Linked DNA regions of Homo sapiens: region 2 is linked to region 1. Evidence: chromatin loops called from intact Hi-C (ENCODE). Cell type or tissue: stomach. All regions are shown on one strand. Links, peaks and the distances in the headings refer to the core of each region. The heading gives the core; the rest is flanking DNA.

What was found. Peaks named below come from ENCODE experiments on the same cell type or tissue, not always from the same donor. Only the 100,000 strongest peaks of a DNase experiment are listed, where the experiment ranks them.
Region 2: a loop joins it to region 1, with 2.0 times the contacts of the local background. A loop is called at or near these places in 2 of 110 quality-filtered maps.

Annotation. Positions count from the first base shown.
Region 1 is chr13:34,464,500-34,475,108 of GRCh38, forward strand. The region is part of intron 2 of LINC02343 (long intergenic non-protein coding RNA 2343); the gene reads left to right. All of the region lies in intron 2 of LINC00457 (long intergenic non-protein coding RNA 457), which reads right to left. Among named protein-coding and RNA genes, the nearest start is that of LINC02343, 120 kb to the left of the region's middle. In stomach, for the core only: no CTCF peak of the experiment used is centred there; a DNase peak (open chromatin) is centred at 4,952.
Region 2 is chr13:34,369,038-34,379,646 of GRCh38, forward strand. All of the region lies in intron 1 of LINC02343 (long intergenic non-protein coding RNA 2343), which reads left to right. Among named protein-coding and RNA genes, the nearest start is that of LINC02343, 26 kb to the left of the region's middle. In stomach, for the core only: no CTCF peak of the experiment used is centred there; no DNase peak of the experiment used is centred there.

The sequences.
Region 1 (10,609 bases), core at 1,683-9,682:
TGCAGTGATTAATGTTCTGTCCTCCTCTAAGTCAGCACAATGAATGACTACATTTGCTTCTTGAATGTAGGAGCCCCCCAGTCCTGTTGACTCCCATCTCTTTCTTCCCCACCTCTAGGACCTAGAGCAGGACTTTGAGGACAAAAGGTGTTCAATAAGTGGTCTTATTAAAAGTCAGTTTACCAAAACTCCTACTTTCTTCTCTAAAAGCCACTAAATATATCCAAGGGTGGAAAGAAACTGCAGATAACCAACGACAAGGCCTTTTTTTCCCTCTTAAGTGTGGTCTTTGGACCAAAACCAATTGTGAATCAAAACCAAGCACATTTCTGACTCCCACTACAGATGAGGTAGATAATGTCAGCTGGGAGCAGGTGGGAAGGGTCGCAGCCCAGCACTGTCATCTGAGCCCGTTACTCCAATGAGCCTGTTAGAATGCTACAATCCAGCATCTTAGAAGGCTGCATATCCTTGCAGATAGGGGAGGAACAAAAAAGAATAAAAGGGGCCATATGGAGCCAGGAGCTTGCCCCCTGGATCAGCAGTTCAGGATGGGCATGAGAGCACTCTGGGTGCCTGGAAAATAGGCTGTGCCTGGCAGTCAGGGAGCACCCTAAAGGAGGACTGAACTGCTGAAGCACAAGACAGACGCAGGAGGCAGCAGGCAAGGCCCTGGAGAGGAAGCCACTAAGTCACCAGGAACCCTCAGTGTTGAATCAGCAACTGCAGTTCCTTAGAACATTCCAGAAGTGTCCTTCTCTCTCTAAGACGAAAGATACCTCCCACCCACCTCCACACTCTCCCTAAGTTTCAAGGCTCTCTCTGTTATTGTGTGGATGATAAATTTGGCATTAAATGAAAGTACTGTTATTAGATGTGTATTGAGCACTCATGTTCCTGCCTTATCCTTCTTTCATTATTTATGAAAGATGAGGAAAGCTCCAACCTGTCTCTCTGAGATAAGAAGGGTGAGATAAGAGGTGGGAGATCTCAAACAAGAGCCTGGTCAGCCACAGCCACGGCAGTGACAAGATGCTCCAGAGGAAAGTGGAACCCAGGGCTCTGGACTACATCAGCATCACTGCCCACCTGAGGCTCTCCTATCAGCCCTGTGATGGTTAATACTGTCAACTTGGTTGGATCAAAAGATGCAAAGTATTGTTCCTGGGTGTGTCTGTGAGGGTGTTGCCAAAGGAGATTAACATTTGAATTAGTGGATTGGGAGAGGCAGACCCATGTTTAATCTGGTTGGGCACTATCTAATCAGCTGCCAGCATGGCCAGAATAAAGCAGGCAGGAGAAGATGGAAGAGCAGACCCACTGAGTCTTCTGGCTTTCACCTTTCTTTCCATGCTGGATGCTTCCTGCCTTCAAACATCAGACTCCAAGGTCTTGAGCTTTTGGACTTACACCAGTGGTTTGCCAGGGGCTCTTGGGCATTCAGCCACAGACTAAAAGGCTGACCTGTTGGTTTCCCTACTTTTGAGGTTCTGGGATTTGGACTGGCTTCCTTGCTTCTCAGCTTGCAGACAGCCTATTGTGGGACCTCACCTTGTGAATGTGTGAGTCAATACTCCTTAATAAACTCCCCTTCATATATACATCTATCCTATTAGTTCTGTCCTTCAACAAAACCCTAATACAAGCCCCACCCTGGAATTTGTTTTACAAAGGAGATATCTTTCCTTACAGTCTTCTCCTGCTTGGTTATTGGTCTAGTGTGGATATTTGCCTTCTTGTGTTTTTGAGACATGATCAAATGACTGGATGGATAATGTGTGTGTATTTTTATTGATGAGGAACCTCACACATAAGAAAAGAAACCTGATAAAGTCAAGCCAGGAAAAGCGCAGAACATGGCATTTGCTCCTAAAGAAGGCCCTCATGAAGTAGCTTTAAACAAACTTTGCTTCCTTCAAGAAACCACCTTCTCTAGAGAATACCTGTTGGAGAGATTAAGTATCACTTGCCCCATGAATTTCAGCGTGATTCATTCGGCAAGCATTACTGAGTGCCTGTTATGTGCAGGGCTCTCTACTAGGCATGGGTAGACAGTGAGTGAAACTAGACACAGTCTTTGCCTCCCAATTTTAAGAAAATGCCTCCTGATTGGTAAAAATCTGGAGACCTCTCCTCCTTTGGCCCCTGGAAGGGAATATGATATTCCTAATAAAGACATTGTCTTTCCTATGAGACACTTCATAATTTGCTCAGGAGGGGAGCTCAGATTTACACTAGAAGAGAAACTGTGAGGTCTCCAGTGAGTTTGGGGTAACTGTGAAATGAATCATTGCCAGTTGGTCTGTGGGAAGATCAATTCCCATACAAAGCACCAAACAGAAATTCTGGAGCCAACTGACATCTGCACTTTATTCCTCCTCTCAGTAGCATCACCATTCAAGTGGCTGTTACACTTTTTATTCTCCACCTGCTTTTGGTGATTTTACTGAAGGTGAACAAGCTTGAGGAACCACCTGAAGAAAGAAGGAAACCTGCCCTTCTGAGCTAGTCTTTTAGATAGCAGCACTGAGCAGCGCAGATTGACGGGATCAAAGCTGTTGGGGTCAACTGCAACTACTGGTTCTGCTGTTGTCTGGTCTATTCACTCACCCCTTCTAGACTAATTTCTGGAGACTTTAGCAACTCGTTTTTCAACAAAATGCAGATGACTTCATTTTACTTTGCCTTAAGCTTTATATAACCTAATACTTAATATGCGCTGAGTAATTCTACTGTACCCCATCAAAAAGCAGTCTGCAAACATCCCAGAATATCACGTCACTTTGACTTGGATCATAATAACCTATTAACCCTCTTACTGAAATCTCAGTTTTGTGAAAACTTGTATTCTAGAACCCTGTTGAAAGCTACAGAGTTGACCCAAATACCCTCAGCAAGGCTTTTTATATTTTATATTTGGCTTTCAATAGCTGGAAATGCCACAGCTTCACTTCAGGTTGGTTTTAGGGTTGTTTAGCTGCTGTCCTTTCCTCTAACACCTAACTCATTATCTTAAAAGCCTAGAAGAGTTAAATCATAAAGTCTGATTGTTCAGGGCACCTTAAATGGTCAGAGTACGGAGCTTTCAGCAAAACCTTGGGGATTTTTCCAATAGCAGCCAACCATAGCTGTACAAACACATTGTAATGAAACTTGACTGTGTCTTGCTGTCAAACAAGTATATGTAGGTATAGCACTGAAAAACTTGTTTGAAAGTCTATGTCCCTGGGGCTCTTGGAGGAAGGCTGTCTTCTTTTGCTGCCTATACTTCGGGGAACTGAAGTCAAAAGCACAAAACAACATAGTCAGTTTGTCTCTGGGAATGCCTAGCCCAGTGCAGTGTTGCCTTGTTACAAGTTCCTATGACATTTACCATTCCCTCGTGACAAGGGGCCCTCACCTTCATTGTAGGACATCCCTCTACTGACTCATAAGGTATAATATTAGAAACCTTTTCTGCTGGGTTTCTCATGCCTATAATTCCAGCACTTTCAGAGGCCAAGGCAGGAGTATCTCTTGAGCCCAAGAGTTAGACACTAGCCTGGGCAACATGTGAGACCCCATCTTTACTAAAGAAATAAAGAAATAAAAATTAGCCAGGTGGGGCAGCACATGCCTGTGGTCCCAGCTTCTCAGGAGGCAGAGGTGGGAGGATTGTTTGAGCCTGGGCTGTCAAGGCTGCCATGAGCTGTGATCATGCCACTGCACCCCAGCCTGGGTGACAAAGCAAGACTCTGTCAAAAAAAAAAAAAAAAAAGGTCAAAAGAAACCACTTTCTGATATAATACAGACATTTTATTTTCCTGTGAGACCCTTATTTCTGCTGATTCTATAAGATCATTTGAAACAGGTTTGCCCCACTCTGGAGTTTACTTCTTCATATCCATGTTTCCTTTACAGAACCAGAATTATCTTTCTTTTCTTTCAGGAACAAGTTTCTTTGACACACTGTTTTATTTCAAGCTTCTCATTTTTATTCAGTTACTACTTTCATTTGTTTATTCATTCTTTCAGTAAGTGTTTGTTGAAGGTCTGCTAGAAGCCAAAAATCATTCTCGGGCCAAAGATATGGTAGTGAAAAAGACAGACAAGATCCCTGTTCTCATACAGTTTATAGCTTAGGGGATAATAATAGCTAGAATCATTGAGTGCTAAAGACTTTACACTCATTACCTCCTTTAATTCACACACAGTCATATGAGGGAAGCATTAATATCCTTATTTTACAGGTGAGAAAAGTGAAATTCTAAATAGCATGCCCAAGGGACCCCAGCAATCAGGAAGGAATCCGCAACTGAATTTGGATCCACTCACCTCTGCTAGTTATCAAGATCCAAGCAGGGGACCCGGCGTTGCCTGTACCCCACCATCCAAAACTCCTGCTCACACATGTGCCTTTCCCCTTTCCTTTGGCATTACTATCACACATCTCAATTGCCTTTCTTGATTGTCTCAGAGTCTCCCCAGTAATTCCCACTTATACAGAGCAACGGCTATATCTATATTCATGGTTACTTTCAACACATGATTACCAAATGGGAAAACATCTGTAACATAACAGGTTTCCTTTCTGTCTTAATTATGGGCCTAGCAATCAGAGGAACTTTAATATTTAATATCTAAGCAAAATACTTAATGATTACAAAGTGATGTTCCACTTTTGATGTAAAATCAGAGCTGAAGTGAACTCTAAGAAAATCAACTCTATTTGCCTGACACAGAGGCAGGCCAGAGGCTGGAAGAAAGAAGGCATTTAAACTCATTAGAGCTGACCTATATAACCAACTTGGGTCTCAGCTCTGGTTTTTGCTTTGCTTTTGGTTCATGAATTATACAGGCAATTTAACTCATGAAGATAAATGAGGCTTTTCATTGTCAATACCCCTCCACACCCCATGACGCAGATAAGCTGATAAACAGGCTGCTAATTTTATTAACATTTTGCAATGTATGATTCAGTGTTGTTCACTGTAAAAACCAAGCTTCCTTACTTTAAATATTTACCTTCTTGCCCCATTGTGCTTTGCCTCCAGTAAGAGTTGGAGTACTGCCAATATTGTTCTCCCTGTGATAGGTGACAGATTTCAATAATTATCAGAGTATATCACTAAGAGATCTTTTTTTACATTAAAATGAAATACCAGGACTGCCTAACAGATGACAGTTTGAAACTAAGGGGGAACAATTTCTATTTGTAATAAATTATCTTAAAGATCCCTGCCTATGAGTATTTATAGAGGGTCACTAAGAGTAGCTTGACTTTGCCAAACCTGTTTTAAAAGGAGCCACCCCCAAAATTTAATAGCATTTGTGTTTTGCTGGTGTCATCACCGTGTATGGGAGGAAGATTTTGAGATGTCTGGTTAGGCCCTGGAGGATTTGCTCTGCACAGCAGAAAACAATGGAGCCAAAAAAGCGAGCTCTCCCCCCAAAACAATGTCAAATAAATGATGATGACCCCCAGGTTTCCTGGGTGAGAGAAGCTAGAAGGTCAGGGACTGACAAGGCAGCTTCAGATAAAGAGTTGGAACAAAAAGTATGAATAACGTCGGGCTTTAAGAACACATTTTCACATGCCGCTGGCATGCTTTATGTGTTTGTGCACAGCCCTGATGGCTTTACTACTAGGAAACTTATTTACATTTTACCGGGTATCAGGAGACCTGGTTCAGAATATTAGTTTTTTTACCTAACTAGCTAGGTGACCTTCGGCTAAGAAATTAACTTGAGTATGTTTCCTACCATTTCCCAGAGAGAGCTGTTTTAAGGATAAGGTACAATGTGACATAGTGTTTGGCCCACGGAAGTGCCAGTTTGTAGCTTTTTTCTTTACTTACAATTTATTATTGTTGTTCTTATTGCCACTGTCACTTATTTTGGGAGTTAAAGTCATTTATATTATTTTTTTCCAAATAAGGACTATATTCCCCTGGCCCATCTGGCATTAGGCTTGGCCATGTGATTTCTTTGAGCCAATGAAATGTAACTGAAAGTGATGCATGTCGCTTTAGAGTAGAAGTTCTGAGGTCATGCTGCAGTGCTGCCGTTACTCTTTTTCTGCTGCCACAAAGACAGCACATCCCAGATAGGAGGTTCTTTCCATCAGAATACCAGAATGAAGAGTACATACAGAAAAGAGCCATGGTTGACCTGCACCTGACATGTAAAACAACTTAGAACAAAAACCTGTATTGTAAGTCACTAAGAGTTGTTTGTAACTGCAGCAGAACCAAGAATAACTTGGCTCTGATACACCTAATACATACCCTTGATTTACAGGGTTGGGGTAATTTGGAAAGGCAAAGATTTCAGCTATGATCCCACCTGCCTTTAGAGGTTCTACTCCAAGCCTCCCATAGTATTAATATTCGGCGGTTCAGAATCTTGAGGAGGCCATTGTGGCAAAACAATGGAATACCTTCACAAGTTATTTTTATTTCTCAATCACTTCTAATCATCTCCAGCTCACCCCACACTAAAACCCTCATCTATGTTTGCATAGAGCATCTAACTAGAACATCTTCAAGTGCAAAGAGGAATGGATACTAAAAATCCTTAAGACATACTGTTGGGGAAACAATGCCTACGATATAGAAAGAATCTTAAGAAACATGTCTGGCAAATATATAGGAGCAGAAAAAAAAGGGCATTTTCCTCCAGTGAGAAATCTGTGAGGCTTTGTTGAGCCGCCACTGTTCTAAGAGTTGTAGAGAATACAAATGTGATTAAGGTACATGCCCTGTCCTCCACGAGGTTATGGGTGAAGGAAAATAAGATAGTGCACAAATAACCAAAATTCCAAGTGACCGTGATAAGTCCTATAGAAAGATACAAACTGCTATGTGATCACAGAGGAGCAAGGGAGGACCTCCGGCTGAGGTTGGAGAAGGCTCCTAGAAGCAGCTGATCATCGTCCTGTACTTCTGCAGGCTAGATAGCACTTCCGTTATCAGGTATTGGGGTGGAGGAGAATTCCAGGGGAAGAGAACGGCAGAATAAAAGTATAAACAGAAAAAATAAAGTTATTTTCAGGAAATGGTGATCAATTGTTTGATTAGGCAGAGGGTTCATGAGGAAGTAGTGGGAAGCAAGGTTATGACTTGGCTGTGTTAATGCTAAGGTGGGGAAGGCACTGAAAAAACTAAGAAGGGGCAAAGACTTTCTGGGAAGCAATTCTGTGTCCTTGAACAGGGAATGACTCACCTGAACTGCATTCATTCCAAGTTTTACTTAAACAAGAGAATCAAATGCCTTGGCTAAATAGCAAGAATTAGAAGATCTAGTCAAGATGATGGCCCAAGCCCATGTGTTTTACTCCCTCTCTTCCCCAAAATTCCACTAAAATGTCAGTAGTAAAGAAGTACAAGAGGCTGGGCACGGTGGATCACACCTGTAATGCAGCACTTTGGGAGACCCAGGTGGGTGGATTGCTTGAGACCAGTCTGCACAAGATGGTGAAACCCCATCTTTACCAAGAATACAAAAGATTAGCCGAGCATGGTGGCATGCACCTGTGGTCCCAGCTACTCCCAGATACTTGGGAGGCTGACGTGGGAGAATCACTTTAACCTAGAAGGCAGAGGTTGCAGTGAGCTGAGATCGAGCCACTGCACTCCATCCTGGGTGACAGGGTGACTCCATCTCAAAAAAAAAAAAAAAAAAGAAAGAAAGAAAGAAAAGAAAAATGACAAAAGGACAAGAGTAGTACAGGGAATCTATCAACCAGACAGAGATTTTGATAAATTTCTGGAAGATGGCCAGTTGGTAAGATTACATTTATCGATAAGAAAGCATGCAGAAAGTCTCCACTCAGCATCAGAGGTAGTAGCCACTCTTCCCAGTCAGCTCAGCATATTTTTGAAGCTACAAACTGGTAAGTGAAGATGGCAGTGGGCAGCCAGGCAGGGGTCTAGGGGTAACTGAAGGTCTGTCTGTGAAGCAATATCCCACCCCCACCTCTGTTTTCTCAAGCCCCTAACAGCGGTGGAATTTATCACCAGGATAAGACTGGGAACTGATCTATAAAAAGGTTGTTATCTATCAAGGAAGGGCTAGGGGTACTAGCCTGTGGGTTGCTAAGACCCTCTTCATTTCAGAGGAGTAGAATGTAAATACAATTGTTGCTCTGTATCCCAAGCTTGCACAGCTGTGGATTCAACCAACCCTGAATGGAAAATATTTGAAGAAAAAAAAATGGATGGTTGCATCTTTACTGAACATTTAAAAAAATTCCTTTTTCTTGCCATTATCCCCTAAACAATACAGTATAACAACTATTTACAAATGATTTACATTGTATTATAATAATTTAGTGATGATTTAGAGTATACAGAGGATTTACGTAGGTTATAAGCAAACACTATGCTATATTTTATCAGGGACTTGAGTATCCATGGATTTTGGGATCCCAAGGAGGTCCTGGAACTTCCAGGGATATCAAGGGATAACTACACTGGAAACTTTAACAGTGTGAAAGTAATGGAACTGCTATCAGAAGGAATGAATGGAACCATAATTTCCTCTCCTAAGTCGTATCTGCACATACTGTCTAAAGTTGACAGAATAAGACAGGTTGGAGTATGTTTTTTAGACGTATACAGGTAACCAAAATAAGATCCAAACTTTTTTTTTTTTTGAGACAGAGTCTCTCTCTGTCACCCAGGCAGGAGTGCGGTGGTGTGATCTCGGCTCATTGCAAACTCCACCTCCCGAGTTCACACCATTCCCAGGTTCACACAATTCTCCTGCCTCAGCCTCCTGAGTAGCTGGGACTACAGGTGCCCGCCACCGCACCCGGCTAATTTTTTGTATTTTGTTTTAGTAGAGATGGGGTTTCACCATGTTAACCAGGATGGTCTCAATCTCCTGACCTTGTGATCCGCCTGCCTCAGCCTCCCAAAGTGCTGGGATTACAGGTGTGAGCCACTGGGCCCAGCCAGTAAGATCCAAACTTTATAGCACAACTAAGAAAAAGTGAGAAGTGGAAAATGAAATGAAGAGAAGATTAAGTATGCCGAATTCCTCATCTTTCATAATGAGAATTTACTGAATATATTTACATTTTTTAAAGTACAAGAAGTGTTGCTGTAATCATGTAATTTATATATATGGAGGTAGCCACTAGAAGAATAAAACCAGATAAGATTAAATACTGTGGCTTCTGGAGAATAAAGCTTGAGTGGAGTAGGGGACTGTAGAGGTTGAGAGAAAATATTTTTATTTTATTGTATCCTAATCCGTTTGAATTCTTTTTAATGGTTAAATATTTACTATTGAAATTTAGAAGTAGGAAGAAAGAGCATTTGAATTTCACTTCAATGCTCAATTGACAGCATTACTAATGAGTTCTTTGTTGACCCCAAGACTTCTTAAGAAAACTACAAGTATCATGGGTCTACTATGGATTTTTCTTCCTTCTCATGTTTATGGCTCAGCCCCAACAGATATTTCTGATTCCCTTGCCTGACAGAATTTTCTTCCCTTAGAAACAAAAGTGTTTTTTTTTTCTTTTCTACTGTGTGAGCCCTATACTTGGGCATACACATGTCAATTTAATTAGCAGTGTCTAGTTTTACAGTTCCCAGGAGCAACTGGGCCCAACATTATCACATGAGCTCTAGGTATTTTGGACCAGTTCAAAAGAGTCTAAAGAAAATGGCAGCTATTCGGTGTTAAACATGTAGCTGCATATAAAAATTACTATAGATTTTTAAAAAATGTTATCAGGTTAATTTAAACATACCTAATTGCTTTAATTTTTCTTAGCCTGTTTTACTGTATACTGAAATTTGCATGAGAGGGCTATGAGGAAAGATTTAAATGAAGTTATTTTTCTAGTAAGATTTCAAGCAGGCAGATGTTTTCCCCAAGGAGCTGTTCAAACAGAACATGCAGAAGAGCATCCCGAGAGCCAGAAAGAGAGTACATCTTCAGCTATCAAATTTTTGCATCATTTTTAAGCTGCATCATTGTCTGTTTGAATTTCCAATGTATCATTTTTGAACCAGTGAAATTAACCTTTGTCCAGTGATATGATAAGTTTTCCACTGAAGAGATCCGGAACACTCTAAATGTTTACTCTGAAAATTCTCCTGAGAATATCATAGTTTTAAAAGAGGTTAATTTATGCAGATAGGAGCTACTCAATTAGGCTCATGCTCAGAACAGTCTTCACTGACAAGAGCCGCCTACCATCTGTGAAGTCAACTATTTCCATTTCCAGTGATCCCAAGTTCATCCTTGTAGCTGCTGAGATTGAAATTCTCAGTCAATCATAAATATCATCTGTTCTGTTCCCCCTGTCCTACTCTGGCGTTCACTTAGGTCATGAATTTTTTTTTCTTTTCTAATCAACAGATTTCAAAGAAACACCACCAAAAAGGATGTGTAAATAATTTTATTTTCATGGCTGGTGGCTTTGCAACAACCACTAGCTCATTCTGGGGGTCCAGAAGGCTGCTCATTTTTTATTCTCTAGAAAGAACCCGGTGGCAGTTGGAATAGAATATTAACAGTTCAGGGAGGACTGTGGGAGGATCTCATTTTCCTTACCCTTCTCTGAATCAGGAGTCACTTAAGCAGACCTGCAGAGAATCACCACCTCAATTCT
Region 2 (10,609 bases), core at 1,365-9,364, 96 kb before region 1:
TCTAAATAAGATGTATATCTGCAAGCATCAAATCCTTTTGGAATTAAGGGAAGAAAACTTCAAGATTCCAATTTCAAATGATGGATACACCAATTACAAGCAATTTTTTTTCTCTTTAAACAAGCTATTCCTATTAGTTTATCAAAAGAAGTTTCCTACAAACGTTTAGTGAACACAGTTGATTATCTGGTTTCTAGTAATATGGTTCTAGTACTATGTGCCCTTGAATAGAGGCAAACCACGCTTAAGGCTAGACTATGTCCACTATCTCAATTGGGAACTATCTGGCTATGCAAGCTAGGCTGTTGCAGAGAGCCCACAAGCAGTTCGTTTACATGAATTGACTCTCTGGGGCTCTTAGTTGAAAGGCATGTACACTTGCATAGTAAGTGATGGGGAGAGGGGAGGCATGAGTCTTAGAATCTGCTTCCTTGGCAGCCTCATAGAGGTTATTTGAAGACAGAACCTGAAGGAGCTGTTTTCAGCAGTGATTCTCTGAGACTGTGAGCTCTTGTCTCATTAGATGACTCATTAGGTGACAGTATGTAGGGAAGGGTAAGGAAAAAGTCTTCCTTCTTCATGAAGCATCTCGTGACTTTACGTCTTCGAGGAAGGAAGAACATGGAAGGTGGTTGCCACTGAGTGGTAGTTGGGATGCATGCATGAGCACGTGCGTGCATGGGACTTACAGATTTGGGAATCCCAGAGAAAATCATGGAGAAGGGACAATGTGGGGACCAGACAGGGTGCCTGGCAATACAGAAGAGTGAGGCTTAAAGATTCAGCCAAATAGGGTTTATTGCAATGAAAGTGGCAGCATTTGTATTCATAAGCTGATACTGCCATGAAACATTTCAGCTATCTTTAAAAATAGTAAAACTAATTTTTAAAATATTTGAAAGGGGATAATATGGTAGAAAGAACATAGGCTTTCAATCAGCACTGAATTCAAACTCTGTCTCTGCCAATTATTACCTGTATGACTTTGGACACGTTATGTAATGTGACAGATGCCACACAATTACCAAAACCCATTTCATCTCCCTACTGAAAACCCAACTCTGTGATGTCTTCCAGCCTCTCTGGCAGCCTAAAGTGTCTGTGTGACTAAGCTCTGGCAAATGCACTGTGGACAGAAGTGATATATGTCACTTCCAGGTCTAGGCCATTAAAACTTCTTGTGCCCTGGAAGCTTGCCTTAATTTGAACATCAATCTGAAATGTATATAACTCAGAAAAGTCAAGCTGAAATCTAATTTTGTCTCACCTATAAAGCCTTTATTGATTGTATAAACAGTATTTCTAAAAGGAACATTCAGAGGATTCAGTTGAAGACTTTACGTCCTTAAAGGGTGGCAGAGCCCAGAGCCCTTACTGGTCAACAGAGGGCCACTTGCCAGCCAGAGACATTTGCATTAGACTCTATAGGAGCAAGAAATTGACTTTTATTCTCTTAAACCACTAAGATTGGGACTAATGTGATACAGCAATTAGTATCATTTACATTAGCTAATCTACCTGAATTTCCATTTCTTCTCATTCAAAAAGAAAGAATATGATTTAACTTACAGGGTAATTTAAGAATCAATGATAGAATCTGGCTCACAGTAATTGCTAAATAAATAGTAGATATTATTATATAATATTTTATTTAGGTTGTCCCTTTAGATCTCTCTCTCTCTCTGTCTCTCTCCCTCATGGTTGGTGAGTTAATAAGTGTTTTTACCCCATGTGGAGGAAAATAAATCATATTTATGAAAGCAAAAACAGAGCATCAGTCTTTAATGGGGAAACAGCAATTTGATGAACTACTACAGGCATCATTTGCAAGATATGTGATTATGGATACCAATCTTAAGTTTTCTGAGCCTCAGTTTCCTCACTTATAAAGCAGGTATAAGAACCTATACCCCACAGAGGATAAGAAAGGATAAAATGAGGAAGCCAAATGTAAAAGCATCTCATAGACTTTGGAATTTAATGAAAACATATAATACTATTATTATAGATTATCATTTTAAGTCCACAAAACCAAATAGGATTAATACAAACATTATTATCTAACATGGCATTTAATTTCCCACTGGACCACCAATGCTGGTGCATTTTATTGTGATGTCTTTAATGTGGGTGGATGTGTTACTAACATTACCTTTCTGTTTCCTCATGTGTTTAAGTTGATGAACCAACTACGTTCATGTATTTGCAATTTTCTAGTTTCTGTTTTAAATGAGGAAGAAAAGACATTGCTAGCAATAAATCATGTATGGCCAAGCTGGATCTGACAGGTCAGGAAAACATAAGATTTTTGCTTTATTTCTGTCATTGAAATACCCTTTGGAGAGAGATGCCTTGGGAGCTGGTACTTTATTACGATCAAACCAAATCCTAGCAGATGTCAGTTTAACCAGGCTTGCAGGGAATCTATGATCCACTTTAAACTTTTCAATATATTCTCTTAATTTCACAATTTATAACCTCTGAATACTCCTCAGGTGAACTTTATGATTGTGAATTTAAGGTTATCAAGAAGTCAAGCTATTCCTGGAATAGTGTTTGGTATGTTCCTCAGCCACACCATGTCACACACAGAGGGGCCTGTTCTTCTCCAGATGGAGGGTCAAAACTCAGAGTATTTCAAATAGTATGCCTGGGACTGAAGGAAGAAAGCTGCAGTCCCTAAGGGACCTCCTAGTGTCTTAAAGGGGATTGAGGAAACTATTCAGTGGGTGGTATTTGGAGCTGTGTGAAGGAGAGTGAAAGGTAAACACTTTCAGTTAATAATTCAACAAAAATATATGGAATCTTAACCAAGTGACCAAGGTTGACATCACAATTGATGTCATGTGAATCTCATGACCCCTGTGCTTGATGTGATGAGAACGGCACTGCACCACTGTGGTATTTTTCAAAACTCAACCCCCTCATATAATAATGTGTCAGGAATGAGACAAACTCGAAGTGAGGAGCATTCTGCAAAATGCGTGGCCCAGTACCTTTCAAAACTGTTATTGACCATGAAAGACATGGAAATATGGAGAAACTGTCACAGGCCAGAAGAGACTGAGAAAATGTGACAACAAATGCAATGTGGTATCCTAGATTGGATCTGGAAATAGAACAATGTCATTAGTGGAAAAACTGGTGAAATGCAAATATAGTCTGGAGTTTGGCCAAGAGGAATGTAAGATGATGGCTTCTTCATTTTGACAAATGTGCCATGGCAGAGTAAGATGATAACATTTGGGGACACTAAAGCTGAGTGAGAGGCATGTGGAAGCTCTTTGTACCATCTTTGTAATTTCTCAGTAAATCTAAAGTATTCAAAATTGTATTTATAAAAAAAGCATATACAATCTTAATACATACATAGAATAAAAACAATATTTCAATAAATTTTAAAATAATTTTTATAAATAAAACTTTTAGTAATACATTAAAATAAATTTAAATAAATATATATTTTCAATAAATACATTTTTCTTTATATATGTAGAAGAATCTAACATTCTGGAAAGATAGTGGTGACAAAGCAACTCAGTAGTAAAACCAAAAACCAATGGAAAAAAATTATAATAAATCTAGGTGACACATTATCTCTATCAACCCCAAAATGCCAGAGGTGGAGATGAATCACCAACAGCCAGCCGATCTGCAGGCTACCAGAATCTGTGCAAGAGGAAGCAGAGGCAAGCAACTGATGGATCTGTGGATAGGAAAACCCCGAAAGGGCCAACAGGTGTTTACTGCAAAGCATGACCAACTAATATGAAAGCAGCTGAAACTGACAGAGGTTTTCCTAATGTAATAGTGGGTGCGTTTGTGCCAGGAGCCCTCAGTAGGGTGTGAAGGGTCGGGAAGAGTCAGACATATGAACTCCCCAGGCTGACACACCTACCAGGGCTCCCCTCCATAACAAAGCCATCTGCTGGGGAAAAACTGCTAGGAGTGAAATTAAAATTGACCAAGGCAAAGACAATTAAGATGAAAGAAAGAGAAGATCCAAATAAAAGTAGGACAAAAGAATAGAGTCAGAAAATCTCAGTAAGCTGCCCTATTTGCTAATACTATTCCAAAAAAAAAAAAAAATCAACAGAAGAGGATGTTCTATGGAATTTTAAAAAAAAAACTAGCCTGTTCCACAAATTTTTCTGTAATTTCAAAAGAAAATAAGTTATCAAAACTATCACAGACACATCCCGAGCAAAGCTATTATGAGATAAATAAGAATAAGGAGTAGAATAACATCCATACAGACAGTAAAATGATGCCAGAAAGTCAGGCTGACCAAGCAGATCAAATTTTATCTATTTCAAAATGAGTTAAAAGACTTTGATTAAATGACATAAGATAGGAAAGAACAACAAAACTCAAACTTATAAAAATTCAGAAATGAAGTGACAGAACTCAGTAAAGAATTAGAAATAAAAGAAAAAAAATTAATAAAGACTATTAGAAGACATATAAGAAAAATTAAGCACAATAGATAATGCAGTAAGAGAAATAGAAGGGGAAAAGAAGAAAAATATTTTAAAACCAAAAAAGAAGTGTAAAAAGAGATAAGAAGATTTAAATAGAAAGTGACAAATATTGAAGATAAGCAAGGAAAATCCAAAATACAGGTAATAGAAATCCCTGAAGAAGAAAACCAAAGCAAAGACATATAACAAATACTAAAACTGCAATTCAAGAAAACTAAAATTAAAATATAAGAAGATGGGAGGCCAAAGTGGGTGGATCTCCTGAGGCCAGGAGTTCGAGACCAGCCTGACCAACATGGCAAAACCCTGTCTCTACTAAAAAACACAAAAATTAGCTGGGCATGGTGGCGCCCACCTGTAGTCCCAGCTACTCGGGAGGCTGAGACAGGAGAATCGCTTGAACCTGGGAGGCAGAGGTTGCAGTGAGCCAAGATCACACCACTGCATTCCAGCCTGGGCAACACAGTGAGACTCTGTCTCCAAAAAATGAAAATAAGAATTAAAAAATATATGAAAGACACACTGGAAGAGCGTACCATGTAATGGATAATATCAACCCAGAATGACCAACAACAAGGCACATTCTAGTAAAATTACCAAACTTTAGTGATAAATAAAAAAGGTCGTTTGACTATCTAGTCAGACAGAGAAAGTGACTTACAAAGGAAATATGATTATCATCAGGCTTTTAACACTGCTGGTTTTACCAGAAGATAGAATGACATATTTACACTCAAAGAAAGAAAATATGAACAAATGTTTTCCATACAGCTGAACTGACTTTCTGGTATAAATTGTTTACAATGTATTATAAACATGCATAATATTGCTTCCATGAGATCTTCCTGAAGAAACTTTAGAAAGCAAGTTTAAGGTAATAAAAATGACTGGAGACATTGACATAAGGACTGGGGATGCAATAAATATATAGTTACCTGAAAAATTAAGATTAAATGAGGCTGGGTGCAGTGGCTCACACCTGTAATCCCAGTATTTTGGGAGGCTGAAGCAAGTGGATCACTTGAGGTCAGGAGTTCAAGGCCAGCCTGGGCAACATGGCGAAACCCCGTCTCTACTAAAAACACAAAAATTAGCTGGGTGTGGTGGTGTGCACCTGTAATTTTGGGTGGCTGAGGCATGAGAATCTCTTGAACCTGGGAGGCAGAGGTGGCGGCGAGCCAAGATTGCACCACTGCACTACAGCCTGGGTGACAGAGCAACACTAGGTCTCAAAAAAAAAAAAAAAAAAAGATTAAATGAGAGCTGAGAAGTAAAATAATTATGAAAAAGAAGAGTGTCTAATGTCTATATGCTTTGACAACTACTACTATAAAAATATGAGAGGAGGGGAATTGGGAGAACAAAGGCAAAATGTTTAAGTGTTTTCAGTAATTGCATTGATAGTGATGGTATTTGTGTGGATATTCTGGATTGTAAGCGGGGAGCGTGAGGTAGAGCAAATGACTATTTACAGGATATTTCAGTTCTATTATTCTCTCATCCTTGGGAAACAGAATTTTCTGTATTGAAGAGTAGAACCCCCATAGTCTTAAATTTTAATTGGAAATGTCAGAATGTGAAGCATTTTGTCTTTTCAAAAGTTTCTATTTTTTAGCTCTGTCCACTAAAAAAACCTTAAGAAATGACAAACCCAGAAGCAATAAACATCTCTTAGTGCACAGATTGTGATCCTGTGATTCTCATTAAAAGAAACCAATACTTTTTGGAGAATAACTGATTTGGAGAATGGTCCTAAAACACCTTTTCATAGAAGATAGCAAGAAAGCAAACAAAAACTGCTACGATGCAGGGGCTAACTTGAAGAGGCTTACATGGGACAAATAAGAAACAATCTGTGCTCCAAAAAGGCCAATAGTAGGTATTGATTAAACCTGCCAAATATATTTATAGTCATGAGTCCGTTATCGTATAAAAAATTGTTACCTTTGGAGAATGTTAGCTACTAAGTTCATTTATTTCCTGGTAAATAAATGGATAGTATCCATCATATACTCCCTTTTGTAGAAAAACTTTAATGATTAACCAAATAGTAGATGAAGAACAGTGTCTCTTTATAGAATTATTCCAACTAATTAAATAAAATAAAAGAATTTGAAAATCACGATTTTGCAACCTTCAATGAATTAATGTGTCTAGGCATTGAACATCATCAAAAGAGAGACAAATAGACATTTTTTGCCTCAGGATGAAAGCAGATAACATCATCTATCATCCTGACAATGATTGTTGACACTGGGCTGTGTTGTAGACAAAATTAAGGTCTGTAAAAATGTTTATGTCCTAACTCCCAGAATCTGTGGATGTGTTACCTTTATGTGACAATAGACACTTTGCAGATGTGATTAAGGGTCTTAAGATAGGAAGGCTACTAGTGAAAATGTGCTGGAAAGATAGAATGTCATCAGAGATGAGATGCATGGAATAGAATTATGGGGAACTGCAATCATTGGTGTAGACTCTCTCAATCAGGGATCCCTGAGAGAAGTCAGCCCTAGTGCCTTAGGGCATCTAAAATATGTAATGAATAAAACTCACTCCTAAGGAGAGAATATCTTCTGAAGTCTCAGGCCTGGGTGATATAAGTCCCAGGGAGGAGGACCTCATTTCTCATCTCCTCTCCATAGTTGAATGTGCCTGGGGCACCAGTGATTTTCCAGGCCTTTATTTTTATCAGAGGCCTTTCTTTACCTCTCCCTGCTCCCGGGCTCTGCCAAAGACTTTGGGAAAGAAAGGATGACTTGCATGGCCCACCCTGAGTGGAATTAATATCAATATCTCCAAGATTACCATTTTTCCTGAATTCCCTATAGGCAAATATGATTCCATTGTACAGGTCCTAAAACCAGAGTACAGAGAGCTAAAACAATGGAGCAAAGATCATAATGGAGAAGTAGAGACAGAGGCAAGCCTAGAAAGTACATATTCAGGCTGATAGCAGGAATTTGAGTTTTCCATTACTCAAGGACAGTAGCTGTGTTTGTTTGTGCTGCCTTGTGCAGTTCCTATAAAGTACCCCCTGCACTAGGTCTTTCTTGAATGTGTAGGTAATGTTGAGAGCTGGATCTGAAAGGACCCTCCCCATCTGTCAGCCTAGCTCTCTTCCAGTCCCCACACAGTGCCTTTGCATTAAGTTTTATCTTCAGTATGTCTGTATTCAAATGCAAATAGGAAGTATTTAGTGGGCAACTATCTGCAAGGCTCAATTTACAGGAACTAGAGGGACACAATGCTGAGAAAATAAAAAGCAGAATCTGTGCTCCAAGGACACAGTCTGGTGAAGAGTATAAGCATGTATACAAATACTTTGAATTTCAACAGAGACTCTGGTGAGTGCTAAAATAAAAACTATTGCAAAGTGCAATGAAAACAACGGGAGTAATAAGAGTCTCATTTCAGGACATGAGGAAGAGATGTGAAAGAGAGGTGAGTGTTTCAGGAAGAGGGAAGAATGTATCCTTCCCCCTGGAAGGATGGCAAATTATTCCCTTTTAAATTTAGCATATTTCATTTAATCATACCGTCAGAGAAACAAGAAGGGTTCAAATCATATCTGCTTAACTTGAATCCATAGATTCAAAATTGTAATGTCTACATACACTAACTTTCCTCTTTTAATGTTAAACTGAGTCATATTTTAATCTTTTGAATTCCAAACCACTACAGAATTCAAGCTACATCGAGTATCTAACCTCATTTTTAAATGACATGATTGATGGCTGTTTTCTAATTTGGAAAAATGCAACTTGCTCTTCCTCTTAGGTGTCAAGGTTGAAGGGACCTTTTATTTGTCAGGATGATAAACTTTGTATGCAAAAGGTTACAAAGGAAGAAGCAGATTGGTGGTTTCACATTTAATCTAATTTAACACAAACATAATTACATGTACAAAAGTCTGAAATGGAAATATATTATAATTATGGTCCTGTTGTTTTGGATTGTGTTTCCAAGGGCTAAGAAAAAAAAAAAAAACAAACAGAAGAATCCATTGACTTTAGGGAAGGGATATAATTGGGCATGGAGGTCAATAAAGGAGCAAAACTTTGAGACTTATTTACATGTGTGTCTTTTTACTATCCTATCTAGACCTAGAGTTTCTGATTCTTGCATTACAATTGGGTTAACACAGTAAACACGAAGAATCAAAACCCCTTGTTTTCCTCCTTCTGGGTTTGTTTCTTGTTTTTTTCTTTAATTGGATTCACTTGTTTTTCAAAAGGACCATACTTCACATAGATGGAGTTTGCTAGCCTTTGGCACCAACAATCTGTCACGTAGATTCCAGATCAACTATAGGAAATTTGTCATAGAAGTCATGGGAGAATTGCTGGTGAATGGTTGCCGCTTCTGTTGACATCTGTGCCTTTCCCTAGTAAGGCTTTTGATTTCAAGATGAGAGATACTGGATTTCCTTAAATCAAATTTTCTTAGAGCCAGGAAACTCAGGAAAAAATAAAATTCTAAATTATAGATGCAATAATCTTATGACATAGGTGCATTAACTTCATTTTAGATTTAAAGAATTTCAAGTGCTTTAAATAGTTAATAGCTAGTAAATGGCAGAGCTGAGATTCTAGCTGTGGTGTATTGGATGTGAATAATCAGGTAAGGCAATTTGTTTATCTGATATCTATCATTCAGCCTTTATATCAATCATGTATAAATACACTATTATAACAAGTCAGCTGTATTATACATACACCATATAGTTTTTCATATTATATATATATTTATATTATATAGCATTATATGTAATAAAATCATATGGAAAACCAAGATCAACCTTAAAAATTGAGAACAACAAAAACGACATGAGCTGCGATTATTCAACATTAGCTGACTAGATTTGAAATGGAAGCAGTATAATTTCACCTTAAGGCTGTATGTTCCTGGACACTATTTTGACTGTAGCCAGCACGTGGTTTGGGGCTAAATAGAGCAGAAAGTGTTATAGACTAGGGACAAATGCAAGGAATCAGTGAGAAGAGGGAGTGCTCTGAAAACCCAGCAGAGCAGCCCTCAGGAGCAGGAGCACACCTCCCCGGGCCTTCAGGTCCCAGCTTCCCAAGAAGTGTCAGTCATGGCTGGAGGGACAAAGTGTGATTAATATCCTGGTTGACACCTTGACACCTTGTTAAGCTGAATCAACTTTAGTCAACTCAGGACTTCATTTGAAGATTGAATCACTTTCCTACTAAATTCATGTGTTCTCTAGGAACTGCTTGGCTTCCCAGCAATGATTCCACAGAACGTGTAGAAGTAGGAGCAAGTTCCACGAGGTGTACTTCATGGCCTCCTTGCTGCCTGGCACCACCCCAAAGTTGCTGATATGGGACAGAAATGACCTCTATGGAAGGTTGGCCTTGCCTACACACACATCTTCCCTCCCATAATATCAACTAGTGAACCAGTGTGCAGCACCAGGAGTCAGCCTGGCTGGACTGAAAGCCCACCTCTGCCATTTAGAGGCTGTGTGACTTCGAGCAAGTTACATAAACACTGTCTTAGTTTCCTCATCTGTAAAATCATGGGGAAGGTAATAATAAATGTAAAAGTTGTCACATAATTAAGTAACACGTGGTAAGCTTTAGAAGACTGTGACTAATGCATAAGCCCTCAAAATATGTCTGTGATTAATATGTGCAGGCTTTACAGAATATTCCCTCTAAAAGTTGCAATATCCTACACATTGGTAGCATGAAGAAGCTTATATTCTCTTAGTAAATTCCAGATGCCGTTTTCCAAAATATACAAGAATCTTGGTAAAATCCGAATGTCATTTTCAAGTAAAATATTTGTTACTCTCTTCTTAAAACATTTATTATCTTTTGGAATTTGATAATGAAGATAAGTAAAATAAATTGTTCTCTGTATTACCTAACCCAGTAGTAGTAGAAACAACTTAATAATTGTCATTATATAAGTTACATATACAAAGTTTTGGTGCAAAACTTTAAAAAAGCCATCCTTTATATATATTACTTCTCATCATATCACCCAAAATTTCAATCATAATACTTTCAAGTATTTTCCTACAATGTAGAAGAATAGTATTCAAAGAGTTTGTAATTTAATTGCATGGAAAAGGTATGTATGACTGAAAGTTAACT